2 separate regions of the Mus musculus genome follow, and region 2 is linked to region 1. The links are chromatin loops, found by intact Hi-C in ENCODE. Cell type or tissue: left cerebral cortex. All regions are shown on one strand. Each heading gives the region's core, and the rest is flanking DNA. Links, peaks and the distances in the headings are about the cores only.

Region 1 (5,376 bases), core at 320-5,319:
ACTAAGCAAACTTAGGGCTACATAGTTCTCAAGTGTAGCACACTTCTACCGTTCCAATATTTCTTCTCTGGGAGCGAGAGCTAGACACTTTCAAGCAGACCCACTATTAACTGTCATCAATTAGGACATTAAAAATTGTATCTTACCTCTATAAATTTGTTTAAGGTCGCATTGGTTGGATTGTGTGTAATAAGAAATCGCATGTTCTTGTATGTGACTTCCACAGGAGCAGGGCGGTTCATTCGAGCCATGTTAATTTAGTTTAAAAAAACACCCAATAGGGTTATGAAAGAATTAAAAAATTGAATACAGAAATGATTTAAAACCAAAACAGAAAAAAAAAAAAAAAAAACCAAAACAAAACCAAAAAACAACCTGAAGTCTACTTCAATATTCAATATACTCCACTTGAAATTCTCAGTGCTTGAGTATGAATTGGGAGAAACGGGCAATGAAATGAACCTCCTAACAAGAAGCAGTGAGTCTTCAATCCAGTAATACTGAGGCAATACAAAGGAAGTGCACTGAGGTTTACCCCATCCAGGTCTGAGCTCTTGTCAAATGCTCTGCAGATTTCAATTCAACACGCCTGTGTCCAGGTTATCCACTCTTATGGGGGTTTCTTGGTGGAGTAGTAATGAATTTCTACAGTTCACTTGTCTGCATAGAGGTCGTGCTGTGCCTGGCAGTAATCTCCACTGCCCTTCAGAAACTCCATAAATGTGTGACCGAGAACACCACAGAACTGCTGTTTAGAAGAAAAGGAAAGCAAGAAAGGGAAAAAAAGTTATTTTCTAATTCAAAAGGAATATGTCATGCTTTTTCCACTAAGTACACAGCTGCTCAAATTAGAGACAAGCTAATTTGACTTTTACTTGCATTACAAAATTCAAGGTTACTGCATTTTAAATCAATAGGCCTAAAATGAGCAATCACAAGCCCATTAAAGTGAAGCTCTCAACAATCAAGAACTCAGAGTCACAGCTACATAGGAATTCCACTTACACATCTAGACACATGGATTTAATTAATTAGTCCGTCTCTCTTTACACTTTTATTCTGGCCCGAATTGTGTCTTCTATACTGCCTTAGCCTGCTGTTCATAGACACTACTCTAGACGCCATGTGGTCTGACGCTTGCAGAATTCACAGACAGTGATTTCAACTGCCCACTAGTTCTGATTTCATATTTTATGTTATTAAGCTACTGGGTTCAAAGTAAGGAGTATGGCTTTTCTTCCAAACAAAACAAAACAAAACAAAAACACTTTTAATGCAATTACCCCTTTACATTTTAGTCTCTAAAGTTTAAATTTGGGGGCCTGCCTTTTTGTATTTTGTAGCAGCTCCTTTACATTTAAGAATAGTGTAAGCACAGTTATAGCTTTAGGTAAAGCTTCTCAGTCTGCAATTGGCACTGTCACTAACCTCTGGAGTGAAGTGTGTGGGAGGGAGGGTGGGTTCCATCCCAATCGATCAGACTTAAACAAGACGCTAGGACTCATCAGTAGGGAGGCTGCCTAGAATGCCAGGCCATCTTGTTTCTATAAACCACATTGCACTGCAGGATAATTCTCTAAGTGAAACTGTAAGCAATCTCCTTCTTAAAAGATCCTAAGAATTTTTATGCCATCTCTTTGGATCAGATTGGCTCTTATAAATACGGACTTATGGACTTACTTAGATCTTCAAACATATCCTACTTAAGACAAGTTCAAATAAAATATACACAATATTATCTTTTTGCTATTTTAAAACTCCAATTCCACTTCTCTGCTGCAAAGCTAAAATCCAATTCAAATATGAAAAGAGGAAATCAAGACTTTCTAATGGTCTCAAACAATGTAACCATAACTATGATCATTGACAGATACATTTCCATAAGTTCCTCCTTAAAAAAGCTAAAGCAGATTGGTGCCAGCACCAACTAGTATATTCATAGTCATACGATACTTTTTCAGAGTCTATGCATAAAAGCCTTTCAGATAAACCCAATAGAAGTAAAATGGGAATTAACAAAACCCTTTAAGGTCTATCTACTCTAGGCAGTTTGTGGTGGAAAGAAAAGCAGTTGCACTTAGTAACAAGAACACTCAATGACAACCGTTGTCCTTCAGAGCAAACTACTCAAGTAAAATCTTGAAACAAAAAAACAAACAAACAAACAAAAAAATCAGTCAAAAATTCCCTGACTATTTTTATAGTGAAACAAAGGAACTAATCCCCCAAACTCTTATTTACTAGGAGGTACCACAAGCAAGACAACTTATTCCCGACACGTGCCCTCACAAAGTACATCTATTCAGTGCGTTAAAAAACCCAGTGTAAATTACCAGTAAAGATTAATACTTCAGAGAGCAGACTCCCTCCAATAATCTCAAAAATATTATTTATTTATATATATACATATATATATAAATACATACATATGTATATATATTGCATATATAAAAATCTTTTGCCCGTGTATATAAAATGGTCCTAAATTTTTTTCTTCCTTGTTTTTGTTAATTTGGCACTTTATTGAACATTCATACACAGGTCCGATATAGCTTTTAAAGAGTTCCATTAGGAAGCTGGAGGGCAGCAAGAAAAAAATTTTCCTGAACTGCTTTGAAATGAGTGGAGCCACCCAGTGGCTGGAGGACACTTCTGTTAAAACAGTGGAGACCACCGAAATCCTTCTTAATAATATCCTCCCACTCCCTCACAGGCAAAACCTCAACATGATAGGCAGCCAAGATACACGACGAGATCGTCCCATTTTAATTGCATGCACCATAAGCAAAAAAAAAAAAAAAAAAAAAAAAGGATCATTTGTGTGTGTGTATGTGTGTAGCATTAGCTTCAGTCTGTCAGACTCTAGAATCAAACCAGTCTGTGGGATCATCTGCTTTATCCAATTCTGTTCCAAATACACTCAGGTTTCAGGTAACGCGCCCAATCTAGCGCGTGTGCAAGCGCTGTTTCCTTCCGGGAACAGATCGCGATTTTCTGGTTTTCCAACCGTTTTAGCCGGCACGAAGCAAACAGCAAAATAATAATAATAATTAAAAAAAGCAAGCCAGGATAGGATTCATGACCCCTAAGCTCCGGAATCCAGACCTCTGGTCACCGCACAGACCGTTCCGACACCGTGGAAATTTCAGCTCGCCAGCGGTGGAATGGTGCAGGGCTGCTCGCTCAACAGGAGCCGCGCAGTTCTGCCCAGCAGCTCCTGTTGCTCCAGCCCAAGAGCGGACCGCCCCACGCGCAGCCCGCCTCGGGGCCGAGTCAGAGTCCCCCTCCGCCGACCGGGTCGCCACTACCGAAGCCCGGCGGCGATCGGCAAGCCCGGGCTTGAGCGGCGCGCACAGTCGCGAGGTCCGCAATCACGGGTTCACGGTGGCGAGCGCGGGCGGCCACCGAGGCCATCTTGGGAGGCCCCGGGCGCCCGGTCCCGGTCCCCCCGCAGCCCCGCCCCGCCCCGGCCACGTCCACGACGCCCGCGCGGCTTCTCGGAACAAAGGCCGCAGGGTGGCACGCGCACAAAGCCGCTGGGCTGCCCTGCCGGTCGCTCCGGGTCCGGGCCCCGCCGCCGGCGTTTCGGTCGCCCGGCCACCCTCCTTTCCCTCCTCGGTCGCTCGCTCTAACAAAGGCCGGGCCCGCGGTACTCACAGGAATATGTCTACTCATTGAAGATTGTGGCCTAATCATACAGCCGGTCCCGAGGCGGCGCAGGCGGCGGCGGCAGGGCAGGCGGCGGTGGGCGTCGCGGGGCGGCGGCGGGGATGCAGGCGGCGGGGGCACCAGACGACCATGCAGTGAGCTGCCCGAGGAGCGTCGCCGAGCCGGCCGCAGCCCAGAGCCAATGCGCGCGCCCAGGCGCCCCTGCGTCACAAGTCCGCCCCTTTATAGCCGGCGCGACGTGCGCACAGGCGGCAGCCAATCACGGCGCGGGACGCCTGCGGCTCGAGGCGGGGCCCGGGACGCAGACGTCACTCGGGGCAGCCGCCACCGGTGCGAACCGGTTGATGAATGGCGCGGTGTGCTGGCTGGTCCTCGCCACCAAACGCTCCGGTCGCTAGAGCCGCGAGTTCGCCTCAACTTGGAACGCCTCTCCGGCGGGCGGAACCCTGTAGCCCGAGGCCATAGCTCTGTCGCGCTGGCCAACGGTTTACCTTGGCCCTTGCGCCCGGGGATCTCCGTCATCACTCCATATTGATGTCGCATGACCGCTGGGCGGCTGACTCACCGCTCCAGAGCCCGGCCCTAGTCTGGGACTAGGGATTCTCGTCACCACGGGCACTTCCACGTGTGGGAAGGCTCTCCGCAGAGATTAGCCGGTGGAACCCAGGAAATGTCCCTATTTTTTTTTTTTTTTTTCTTTCGAGGCACGTGAAGCCTAGTTGCTTCCTAGCCTTTCTTCTTCTCCCCCCACCCCCTTTCTTTTTAGGTTACACCCCTAAACTGCTGATTCTGGCAACTGCAGTTGGCTCGTTTGTGGCATTTCGAAATCACATGCATCCTTTGTACTGCTGCTCATTCTCAGATAATGAAAGGTTAGCTTTTGCTAAGGGGAAGCTTTTTTTTTTTCTTTTTCTTTTTAAATTAAGAATCTTCGGCTTTATCAAGGGCTGATGTAAGTTTTTGCGTCAAAAGCTAAGCTTTCCCCTTTTGTTGATCTTCAGTCCTGTTCCAGTGTCCTTTTAATCTAGGCTTCTAAGTGAAGCCTGAGTGCAGCTGTTTCTGATCATACAAGGGCAGCTTTTATCTGAAAACCCTTTCTGCTCGCTTGTCTAGGACAGGTAAACAGGACCTTTACCTGCTTTGGAGAACTCAGCTTTCCAATAACACTGAGGCCTTTTGTTCCCTGTTTTTCTGCACATTAGGCCGGAGAAATCATAAGTTGTGCTCTCTCTTATTGTGTACCGAATTTTGTGATTTATTAGCACTTCTATTTAGAGACTTCCTTGCATAGTTACTTAAATGTCTTATAAACATGCAATCTGTAAGCAACGTAAGTACATTAAAAAAAGGGGGGGGCAGACCTTTAATAACAGCAACAACAACAACAAAAAGCAACTCATCGTCATTAAAAATTGCTTGGCCAGGGATCCATTTAAAGTCAAGAACTTGAAGCATAGATCCCTTCACAAATAGAGGTAAAGTGAGGTAACAATTAAATTATGTAAGTCCTAAGAAAATGCAGGGAGATTAAAAGAAAAGTCTTTGAACAGTAAAGTGAAGTTGAGCAGACCAGGAAACTCAACCGAAGACAGATTGAGTATTACAGAACTAAAACCTTTCATATGACCAGTGACTTTGGGTAAGTGTTACTTAAGCTTTGGAAAAACATGGGCAGAATAATTAGTGACTAGCTTGGCCAACTTGTAT
Region 2 (5,376 bases), core at 300-5,299, 150 kb before region 1:
TAAGACTGCTGGTCTTCCTATGGAGTGGCCCTCCTCTTCAGCTTCTTCCAGCTTTTCCCTAATTCAACCACAGGGGTCCCCAACTTCAGTCCATTGGTTGGGTCTAAGTATCTGTGTCTATATCTGCCTCAGTCAGCTGCTAGGTGGGCCTCTTGGAGGACAGCCATGATAGGCTCCTGCCTATAAGCACACCATAACACCAGTTATAGTATTGTGCCTTGGAGCCTCCCCTTGAGATGGATCTCAAGTTGGGTCCATCATTGGACTGACTTTCCCTTAGTCTCTTCTCCATTTTTGTCATAACCTAGGCTGACCTTGAAGCCCAAAGCCTCCTGCATTAGGCAGCACACCACTTGCTCATGATGCAAGTTTTGATATCAGGAATCCAATCTAAGTTTGCTGAAATGCAATTCCTTATTTGCCCTTTAATACCACCATGATTTTTGTTTTCTGTTTAAGTAATAACTACTTAAGTTTATTTCAGCATTCCCCATCTGACATATAATGTGTTAACCACCTTTGAATCAGCTGCAACATCATGAGGATTCTTTTTTTAATTAGTGCATGAAATAAAATCATTCATCCATGTTTAATTTTTTTTAATTTCATCAAAAAAATGCAACTTAAAACTAATTGGAGACTCTGTCTTGTCTTAGTCAGTGTTCTGTTGCTGTGAGAGACACCATGACCACGGTAACTCTAATAAAGGAGAGCATTTACTTGGAACTGGCTTACAGTTCAGAGGTTTACTCCATTGCATCATGTGAGCATGGTGGTACACAGATGATGAGATGAGAGTTCTACATCCAGATCCACAGGCAACAGGAAGAGAGACGGAGTCTCTGGGCCTGCCTTGGGTTTCTGAAACCCCAAACCCACCTCCACTGAGACCTTTCCTCCAACAAGGCCAGACCTAATCCCTCTCAAGTAGTCACACTTCCTAATGACCAAGCATTCCAATATATGAGCCTATGGGGGATGTTCTTATTGAAGTCACCACACATCTCCTCCCAGTCAGAATGGCAAACATCAAGAAGATAAGGAAAAAGTGAGATTCGTCGATGGAGCTGCTTACAAGCTGAGCAGGAAGCTCAGCAACACAGCTTTTATGAGTAGTCACCCACGCTGCAGTGCGGTTTTGGATCATGTAACTGTCGTTAATTAACCCATGTTCTTACAAGTAACCCCTCATCCAGTGTTCCAATTGGCCATGGGACACTAACTTTCTATCTCTTGTCTTAGTGTACACATGACTTTTTGAATTTCTGAATGACTCTTTGGCCATAACATCAGCCGGACCTTGATGTCAAAAACAAAATGCACACCTACAATGGAGAATTAAAAAGCTAGCTGGACACTGTGTGGATGCCTCTAATCCCAAGAAGCAGGTAGATCTCTATGAGTTCCAGGACAGCCAGGAAAGAGAGGGAGCCTGGAAAAATGAAGCAAAAACCTGATTGTTGCAGTAGTCAGGAATAAAACCTAAGGTAACAAAATGAGAACCCATAAAACTAAGTATTCAGGTAAACTGATTAATTCCAATGAGAATTCTACTATAAACTGAGCCCAAATTGAACATAAAAGTTGGCTGAGAGTTTACCCTAAGCAAGATGAAGAAATGCTGAAGATAGTGGAGGAAAGAGATTTTCTACTTTCTAGAGATGTGGAGTGGATCTAAGAGTCCTCTTAAGCTTCTTTTACTGGGTTTTGTTGGTATTCAAAATAAATAGGAAAAGGAAAGAAAACATTGGTTTTCCTCAGCCTTTTATGCTTGCAGTCTTGATGGCCTTCTGTTGCGTTAAATCTCCAACCCAAATAAAAACACAAGTCAGTTAATATGAATACAAGTTATTTGCCTAGATTGGGCAGATCTACCACTACACTATCATCTTCCTCATATAAGAGACCATATAACTTGTGGTTTCTCCAGGCCAGGTGCTTCTGCTCTACTTTCCTTCTTCTCCTCTTCCTCTGTCATCCTCTCTCTCTCTCTCTCTCTCTCTCTCTCTCTCTCTCTCTCTCTCTCTCTCTCTCTCTCTCTCCCAAAATCTTCAACTCTACCTTCCCCTGTTTCTCTGCCCAATCACCGGCTCTAGCCTTTATTTATAAATTAAGGTGAGAGGAAGGCTTACAGGAAATCACCTGAGTGCTGACTCATTCCTTGTTAGCAGCCCCTCACAGGAGAATGGGATTAACATCAAATACAATTAGCCCCAGGGTTATCCGCAACAGCCTTCATTGGATGTTCCTTCTTCAGCTGAGTCTCATGAACAGAGAGCACAGCAATCTCCTTGTCCATACTGCCTGTACGTGTATAAATCTATATGTACACATATGTACATGTGTGGAACAATAATAAATAGCAAGAGATTATGAATTTGGGAGGGGGGACATGGGAGGAGACAGGAGGAGGGTGGGAGCGATGTACATGCATTGTTTCTCTTATGGATTTATTGCTGTGATGAAACACCATGATCATAAGCAAGTTGGGGAGGAAAGGGTTTATTTGGCTTACACTTTCACGGCACTGTTCATTACCGAAGGAAGTCAGGACAGGAACTCACACAGGGTAGGAACCTGGAGACAGAAGCTGATGCAGAAGCCATAGAGGGGAGCTACTTACTAGGCTGCTCTTTATTGCTTGCTCATCCTACTTTTTTTTATAGAACCGAGGACTGCCAACCCAGGAATGTCAACACCCACAATGAGCCAGGATGCCCCACGAATTAAGAAAATACCTCTATAGGCTTGCCCAGCCTCATCTTATGGATGCATTTTCTCAATTTGGGAGCTCCATCTTCCAGGGTACTGAGTACTGAGTTTCTCTCTCTCTCTCTCCCATTCCTCTGTGCCCCACCCCCACCCCTACCATGTATGTGTATGTCGGCTTATACAGGTCAGAGGACAACCTCTCAACCATCCTCAACTCCCATATTGTTTTCGGTCATGACCACTTTGCTGTTTGTCCATTGCACACGAGGCAGCTGATCCTGGAGTTTGCAGGGATTCTCTGGTCTTCACCTCCCATTGTACCAGAGGAGCACTATAATAGCACATACTATCATGCTACTGTGCTTAGCTTTCCATGAGTTCTGGGAAGTCAAACTTAGTTCTTAAGCTTGTGAGGCAATCTCTTGATGTATTGAACCATCTCTCCAGCCCCAATGTTATTCTTGCTAAAACATGAAAGCCCACTTTGCCCCCAAAGAAAGTACAGAAATAATTATGACAATTTCCTCTTTCCACTGCTGGTGGCCCCACTGCAGACTGGAAGGATGCTGATATGGTTACTGTACAGTATTTCCAGAATTTAATAGTTGCAACGCAAGAAAATCTGTGGCATCCTGGGGCTGACATGAGCACTGATGGATCACAGGTCACAGAGAGGTCTTGCTAAGCAGCTGCTTGCAAAGTTTAAAGTAACAACCAGGGAGCCCCAGGAGCCCAAACTAGGCCCTCCACATTACAGTTGTGTAGCATGATCTTCATGTGGGACTCCTAACAGTGGTGCATGGGCTGTCTCTGACTCTCTTGCTTGCCTTTGAGACTTTTTTCACTACTGGATAGCCTTGACTAGCCTTAAAAGAAGAGGAGGGCTCTATTTTTACTGCAACTTGATACGAAGTGGACAGTTGACATCCATCAAGGCTGGTCCTTTTCTGAAGAGAAACAGAGACATGGATGGTGGGGTGTGGGGGGTGATTGGCATAACATGGGGAGGAAAGAGGGAAAACTGAGGTTGGAATGTAAACATAAATTTTAAAAAAAACCACCGGGAAACAAAGCCCTGGGGTTATCTGTGAGGGGGACTGGGTTAACAGGTATGAGAAGACCTCCCCCCTAACTGTGGGCAACACCATCCCATGGGCCAGACCAAAGTCCCAGACTGAGTAAAGAGGAGAAAGCAAACTGGGGGTCGGGTGGGATTCCTCCCTTTCTTAAACACTGAAAACAGACCCTCCACCTCCCTTCTCCTTTAGAGACAAGACCTCATTATGCAGATTTGAGTTCGCATGGAACTTACTATGTAGACAAGGCTGACCTCTTCTGGCTCAAGGAAGTCCTCCGACCTTTACCCCCTCGAGTCCTAAATATAGGTACACACCACCATATCTAGTTTTAGATGTAGTTCATACAGTGCCTGTTCGCTAATGTTCTGTCAGGTAAGGAAGCTGCTGGGGAAGCAAAAGTATGAATGGTTGACCCAACACTGAAATTTGCATGGTACCACAATCAACTCCATAGCAAGATGTGCTCAGTTGCTCAGTAATAGCATGATGGTTATGGGGATAACCAACCATATGCTGGTTACATATGAAGCTCACTCTGTGGGAGGGAAATTGATGCCTGATATTGTAAACCTGGTCAAAAGCCTAGAAGGGTCATTGGCTCTAGCAGAAAACCTTCGTAAGATTAAACTGCCACACTGTCAAACTGTCTTCTAAATACTTACGTTTACATGTTGCTCTCAAGATCAAGGGAACACTGCAGAAAAGGGGATGGGAAGAGTGAACTGGCAGATGGGGAGAAATATGAAATCCTGAATTCATAACATGGCTGATGCACTTATCTATAAGCAGCAGTTATGATTATTTGCCCAAAATCAAACCAGTCAAGATTCCAGCATAAATGACCCTACCATTTGAATAGATGCTTTAAGAAACTGACAGCTGGTGAACCATGCAGTCACCCTGCTTCCAGGACATGGATGCTAGGGAGCTAAGGAGAGTTGGGAGGCTGTGGAGCTATCATGAATAAAATACATTGTATAAGCACTTTTCAGAAGTACTTTTACAAAACCAATGACATTAAACTTACCATGGACACTACTTTTCTAATGTGTGAGACAAAGTCTCAAATATCCCAGCTGGCCTAGAACTCACCATGTAGCTGCTTCCACTCCAAACTGCTGACTATGATGCCACCCTTGTCTGGTTTATGAGGTACTGGGATTGTACATATTAGGTTTAAAAAAAAAACTATCAAGCTACACCCTCACACAAATGCTGTATTAATATCTAAAAGGGCTATCATTAAAATTAAAAATTACTGAAGATGGCTAGAGATGTAGTTCAGTGTTGACAGGATTCAATCCACAGCAATGGGGGTGGGTGTGTGGGGGAGTAAGCTTTGGTGACCTCAACATGCTCCCTGCAGTCTCACACTCAAATGCCACTGCCTCTCACTCGGGCAAACTCCTCCAGCTTGGGACCTGCCCATGACCCTCAGCAGTTAACTCCACGCATCACACAGCAGGAACATCAGCACCCAAGAACTTAATGCTTCTGAGAGAGTCTGGAAGTGGATTGGTGAGAGCACTTTCACTTTAAAACTCTGTACACCTCACACAAACTATGAACATTTCCAATTTTGCCA

Evidence for each region. A loop is a pair of places that touch in the nucleus more often than their neighbours do. Peaks named below come from ENCODE experiments on the same cell type or tissue, not always from the same donor. Only the 100,000 strongest peaks of a DNase experiment are listed, where the experiment ranks them.
Region 2: a loop joins it to region 1, with 3 times the contacts of the local background. A loop is called at or near these places in 28 of 42 quality-filtered maps.

Annotation. Positions count from the first base shown.
Region 1 is chr1:30,945,892-30,951,267 of GRCm38, forward strand. Ptp4a1 (protein tyrosine phosphatase 4a1) reads right to left here and starts at 3,864. Exons shown (of 6, transcript NM_011200.2): 1 at 3,658-3,864; 2 at 147-748. The coding sequence starts at 251. LOC115487084 (a long non-coding RNA gene) reads left to right here and starts at 3,980. Exons shown (of 1, transcript NR_164183.1): 1 at 3,980-5,376. In left cerebral cortex, for the core only: CTCF peaks have their summits at 2,637 (motif pointing left) and 4,068; DNase peaks (open chromatin) are centred at 2,685, 3,246, 3,947, 4,195 and 1 more place; H3K4me3 peaks cover 3,457 bases; H3K27ac peaks cover 2,083 bases.
Region 2 is chr1:30,795,600-30,800,975 of GRCm38, forward strand. No RefSeq gene overlaps it. Among named protein-coding and RNA genes, the nearest start is that of Phf3, 65 kb to the right of the region's middle. In left cerebral cortex, for the core only: no CTCF peak of the experiment used is centred there; a DNase peak (open chromatin) is centred at 2,697.